2 separate regions of the Mus musculus genome follow, and region 1 is linked to region 2. The links are chromatin loops, found by intact Hi-C in ENCODE. Cell type or tissue: heart. All regions are shown on one strand. Links, peaks and the distances in the headings refer to the core of each region. The heading gives the core; the rest is flanking DNA.

Evidence for each region. A loop is a pair of places that touch in the nucleus more often than their neighbours do. Peaks named below come from ENCODE experiments on the same cell type or tissue, not always from the same donor. Only the 100,000 strongest peaks of a DNase experiment are listed, where the experiment ranks them.
Region 1: a loop joins it to region 2, with 2.3 times the contacts of the local background. A loop is called at or near these places in 2 of 42 quality-filtered maps.

What each region holds. Positions count from the first base shown.
Region 1 is chr6:17,224,009-17,226,921 of GRCm38, reverse strand. No RefSeq gene overlaps it. Among named protein-coding and RNA genes, the nearest start is that of Gm52892, 26 kb to the right of the region's middle. In heart, for the core only: no CTCF peak of the experiment used is centred there; a DNase peak (open chromatin) is centred at 1,851.
Region 2 is chr6:17,169,510-17,172,422 of GRCm38, reverse strand. It overlaps Gm4876 (predicted gene 4876), which reads left to right and starts at 590. Exons shown (of 3, transcript NR_153844.1): 1 at 590-1,052. In heart, for the core only: no CTCF peak of the experiment used is centred there; DNase peaks (open chromatin) are centred at 762, 1,652 and 2,272; H3K4me3 peaks cover 445 bases; H3K27ac peaks cover 1,663 bases.

The DNA of each region.
Region 1 (2,913 bases), core at 306-2,805, 54 kb before region 2:
AAGAGAGACAGTCCTTGGCTCCAAATTGTTTACTGATTGTTCATCATGGAAAATGTGTGCATACCAACTCCTCAGGGTGGACCAGAGATTAAATACCTTTTGCAGGAAGGGATGTCCGGGAAGGGAAGCTTATTGACTAAACCCTCGGGGCCTCTAGATACCTCATTAGCACGGAGAACTATGTTCTGGGCTACGTGACCATTGTGGGGAATGTGACCACTTGTTCTGGGCCAGGAAGTTAGTAAGGAGCAGAGAGATGCCTACAGTGTGTGTGGGGTGGGGTGGGGGCAGGAAGTGCCTGGATCTTGGGAGGACACACTCAGCCTTACCAAGTGTCCTGGCATGGTTCAGTGTCCCACAGACGGTGTCTGCATTCCAGCTGGATCACATAGACCTAGAAGATCTTTGAATATGAACCCTTGTCAGAGCAGCCGTGGTGCTGGATTAAAAGACCTCTACAACAGCTTATATGAATGAAGTGATGGGTTTTCAAACATGGCTTCTTATTTACCAAATCTGTATAGGTAGGAAGACAAAGTTATTCAAACCTACCTGATGTGCTTAGCTAAGGCTTATATTCTGCCTACAGATGTGATTTTTGAATGAGACCAAATATGGAGATTTTTCTAAGATAAAAAAGTATCTAAACCTCTGTCAAAATTCAAAATTCAAAGTGTCAGGTCAAGTGCAAGTGGTCTAGTTTACATCAGGGAGACGGGGCTGGCTGTGCGTCAGCAATTTGTGATGAACAGAGCCTGGAAAACCTTGGAAGGGTTGTAAATTCTGCCACTTCTGGTCAAATTCTTTGGACCCCTTTTATTTCAGTAGATGTTTCTCTACTCGTGTGTGTGTGTGTGTGTGTGTGATGTGTAGGTCTCTGTGGGTGAATGTCTGAGTGTGTGCATGTGCCCATGTGTGTCTATCTGTCTCTCCCTGTGTGTGTGTGTGTGTGTGTGTGTGTGTGTGTAGCATGTGCAGGTCTGTGTGGGTCGGTGTCTGAGTGTGTGTATGTGTCTATGTGTCCATGTGTCCATGAGTGTGTGTGTGTGTTGTGTAGGTCTCTGTGGGTGGGTATCTGAGTGTGTGCATGTGCCCATGTCTGTCTGTCTGTTGGTCTGTTTCTCTCCCTCTCTCTCTCTCTCTCTCTCTCTCTCTCTCTCTCTCTCTCTCTCTCTGTGTGTGTGTGTGTGTGTGTGTGTCTGTTTTGTTATATGTGTGCCAGAATACTTACCTGTGCTGCAAGTGTCCTGGACAAAGGTTGACTTCTCCAGCACTGTCCACCTTGTTTATTGAGATAGAGTCTCTCGCTGAATCTTGAACTTACTGCTTCATCTGGACTATTTTAGCCATAAAATCTCTCCTGCTTCTATTCTCTAGTGCTAGGTTATAGAGATGCCACCTACTAAGGTATCTCTCCAACCAGTTTTTTTTGTTTGGATGACGTCACCATTTTACTTTGTTTTGGGATTTCATCCAGGGTCTTACCATGTTCCCCAGGATGGTCTGCCTTGGGTTCTTGAGTGTTAAGATTATAGGTATGAACCAACATGCTTTCCAAGATGGTTCCACTTATACTTATTTGTTCATGACATTCGAGATCTTTCCTCCTTCCAAAGTCTGAGGTTTCACTTATAGCAACCAAATCTTCACACTTCCCACATATGGCAACTTCTTACCAGTTTTCCAATTCAACTTACCATTTGTACTTATCCATGTCATATTAGAGGGTCAGTTATCTCCCACTATTTTCAGTTTATCTTTACGATTATCCTCCTGATGTCATACGACTCGAAGTTCCACTTAGTCTATTAAGGTTGTGGCTACACTGGCTGTGAGCCCAGCTAAGAGGAAAAAATGCCGACTTCTAGGGAGTGGAATTTCTGAGTCACACATCCTTGCCCTGCTTCTCTTATACAGATGTATCCTCAAAGGATGGGGGCCATTCTGAAGAGGCATTTCCCTGTTTGGACCAAGATTCTCGAAAACAATTAACCATTTAATTTATCCAAAAGTTCTTTTTCTTCCCTCCCTCATTAGTGGTATTACAGGTTCATTCCAGGAGACTTTAACACAAGTGCCATGTAATTTTCTAATTGTCATTGGACATTTAGAGTTGGGTATTCCAGAACGTTCGGGAACTGCTCTGCAGGGGTTAATTTTGGGGGGATCAGATGTTACTTTAGGATTGAGGGAGCCACCTGCAAAAGCTCTCTGTAGGATGTAGGCTTTATGGGACCTAGGTACTGTCATGTCTTGAATGGCAAATCATCTCAGTGCTATTCCATGCCCCATAAAGTAGTGATGACTAAAAGACGCTTGGACTCAGCAGAGGAAGAGAGCTTTTATACTCTAGGCAGATTTTGCATTTGAAATATTCATATATGCGTATAGCAGCATGGTTCTACATGTCAGGTTGTGGTTCTCTGTTCTATTGCTGTTATATTTTTACATGCTGCTATGTTTTAGTAGTCCATAAATACTAAAATACTTTATGGCAAAACCCCTCTTACTAAAATCCCTTACACGTTTAACATTATCTTTTTGCTTTGATTTACTGATGGCCTCTCTAAAGACGGCACTATGACCCTTGACCACAGTGACAAGTCAGAGGCTCCCTTCAACTCTCACCTGCAATCTGTCATACTCCAACCCTGACCCACACACTAAAAGCACATGCCTGGAGAAAGAGAAAGATTCTGTGACAGAGCATTAGAAAACAATTCAGAGGCTGCTAGAGAAACATTCTGTGTGGGATACTTGTTTCTTACTGTGACAGACAAAGTATGAAAGAGCTGAACCTTTTACTGAACCTTCTTCAAGGCTGATTAGCTGGCTAGGACTTTAAAGACTATAGTATAATATCATTAGGATTCATTTCATTGCCTTTTTTTTCAGCAGTTTCATTTGGTTCTA
Region 2 (2,913 bases), core at 133-2,632:
CTGAGCATGAATAGGACCATCAGATATTTATTATCCCAAACAGGAACTCTTGTGAGCACTGAGGCACATTTGTAATTGAACCTGAACTAAGCTGAGACTGTCTTAACAAATCTGGTTGTGCAACCAATCCTGCCCAGGGTACTGGGAAATTTCTGGCCCTTAGACACTAGTCTATTACATTTTTCTTACATGTGGCTGGGCATGTTCTAGTCACTCCCTTTGGGTTATTACAGATGACCATTCTCTGCCTGTGACAGGAACCTAACAGAAAGAAAAAAAATGGCTAAAAAATTTCCGGATGAGTCAGAACACAGACCCTTTGTTAAATGATACAGCTCCAGAATAGAATCTGTAGCAAAGAAAATGGTCTGTACCGAGCCTTTAAAGAAGTCTTTCAATTGATTTTTTTTTTCTTAAGGGATGCCACTACCCACTATTTACAAAGACAGACTTGAAGGGGGAGCAGTAATCCCGCGGGCTGTTTCTAGCAAAGAGGTGGACATTCAGTACCAGGGACACAAGCCCGCTGTTGTAGCTGTCCTGCACTGTTGGTGTGTGTGTGTGTGTGTGTGTGTGTGTGTGTGTGTGTGTGTGTGTGTGTCTTATTTTTGTCTTCGCTCTGTAGCCACATGGCTGTGTTCCCTTTCTGTTTGTTTTCCCATTTCCCTTCTAAATATTTTGCATCATCTGGGAGACTTTGCCAGGCCGAGGTCGGCTCGCTGGAGGACTGCATTCCTCTGATCTGTGGCATTAGGTTGTTGCCATGGCAAAGGCTGCTTACCAGGAGGAACACTTCTCGGAGCTGGGCAATTCCGAGCTCGTTTCTTCCTCTCCTGCACATGCTTGGCTATTCTGACAGCCACACCGGCCCAGAGAGGGCTTTCTCCAATCGTAAACTATGTTCCTGGAACGTGAACTTCATTTTGTTTGCCTTTCAAGATACAGAAGTATTTGGTTCTGTTTATTTTTGTTCCAGATGGGCAGGGCCCTCTTGCCTGTTCTGACTAATCCACTCGTCAGGGCTGGAATCTCCTAACAGTTCCTTCCTCCAGGTAAGTCACGCCACTCAAACCTGTGAGGCAAAAATGCCACAGAGGACAAACGGTGACCCCGTAGTTAACAAAGGCAAGCCATTTGACAGAGGCCTCTGTTGACTGTAAGGATGGCTGGAGGTTCTCTCTCTCTCTCTCTCTCTCTCTCTCTCTCTCTCTCTCTCTCTCTCTCTCTCTCTCTCTTTCTTTCTTTTTTTCAAGAGAAGAAAAGCTTAGTCCTAACTGGACAGGTCTTCCTTCTCACATTCTTGTAGGGGAACTCCGCCTGGGGCGAGATAAGGGCTCAGGGTTGACACCCTGATTATGCCTACCTCTTTATTTGTTATATGTGGACATCGACGCCATCTAATTAATAAGAGCAGGAAACAGTTTTTGTTTTCTCATTGGAGGAAAACATGAAGTAACGGTTTTATCTTAATTTGTCAGGCCTTGCCCTAGAGACCACGGCCATGTGGGCAGATGGCCAAAAGCTGTTCTAAGGCCCAGGCACCAACACCTAAATATAAAAAAGAATGCTAATTGGTTTTCCAGCTGAAAAAGAATAAGGGCCACAGTGCCAAAAAAGGAAACCCCGAGTTTACACAATAGAACCTGATAGCAATCTGGGGCCTCCATTTGTCCTCCTATGGAGAGCGAAACAAAGGGAGGAATTTTGCTCATCCGCCTCTGTAGAAAGCCCGGGCTCTAGTGCAGCTTGGTGCAGCACCAGGCTTCCCACCGTGTTCCTGCCAAATCTTCAAGATTTTTCCTGGCTGCTGTTCAGGAAAGTACAGATCTGTCCGCAGCACGGAAAGTTAAAAAGGCCCTGCTTGGATACGCTGAGTATATACAAACACTGCCTGACGTATGGAGCGGGTGGCTTCGGCACAAGCTGCTACTGGCCTCCTAAGCCACCGGTGGGAGACTGGTAGAAGTCATTTTGATGAAGTAATTGGGATTTTAGCAAGAGAAGACTAATAGACATATTTTCAGAAAATCGGCATGCCTTTTTCACTTTAAGGACTACTCACCTTACTTTTCTCATTAGTACATCGACTAACTTTCAAAACGCAAATCATGTGGTGACTGAACTGGGTCACATTGAGCCATCTCTAACATAAAGGTTGATTCTGTCATCTCTAGATGCAGGGCACTAATTACTGTCACCATGAAGGGCACTTGACTAGGAGCCACTGTCCCCGCAGGGGTCTGAGCTGAGACTCTGACACCGATTTGCTGGTTGGCAGTCTTGTCTGGAACTTCATCCTGTAAGTCCGGGAGAACCTCACCAATGAGAGTGTGACTCATTAAAAAGGATTTTGGGAGAAAGTCAATCGGCTGTCTGTGAATTCTAGGCTGCCTTGGTCTATAGAGCAACCAGCCAGGGCTACATAGTAGACCATGTCTCCTCTACTGAACAAAAGAGTTTGAAGTCAGAATGTTGCTCTCATTTCATTGCCGTCACTGGAGAATTCAGTTATTAATTAATGCAAGGTGTAGTGAATTTTCGTATGTATGTGTACGTGTTTGTTTGTATGGGCGCATAAGTGTGCAAAGGGCAGAGGTTGCGATTAGGGTGTTTTTTCTTTTTTCTTTTTTGGAATGAGATCGCTCACTGAGCACGGAGCTTAGCTGTTCTGTCATACTGTCTAGCCAGATACTCTGGGGATCCTCGTGTTTGCACCCCAGCGTTGTGATTCTACGGGCATCCCATTATGTTTGGCTCTTTTCCTGGGTGCCGGGAATCTGAATTCAGGACCTCATGCTTGTATGGGAAACACCTCACTGAGTGAACCATCCATCCAGACTCCTTAAAGTGATCTTTAATTATGTGTTTTTGTTTGTTTGTTTGTTTGTTTTTATTGGATATTTTCATTATTTA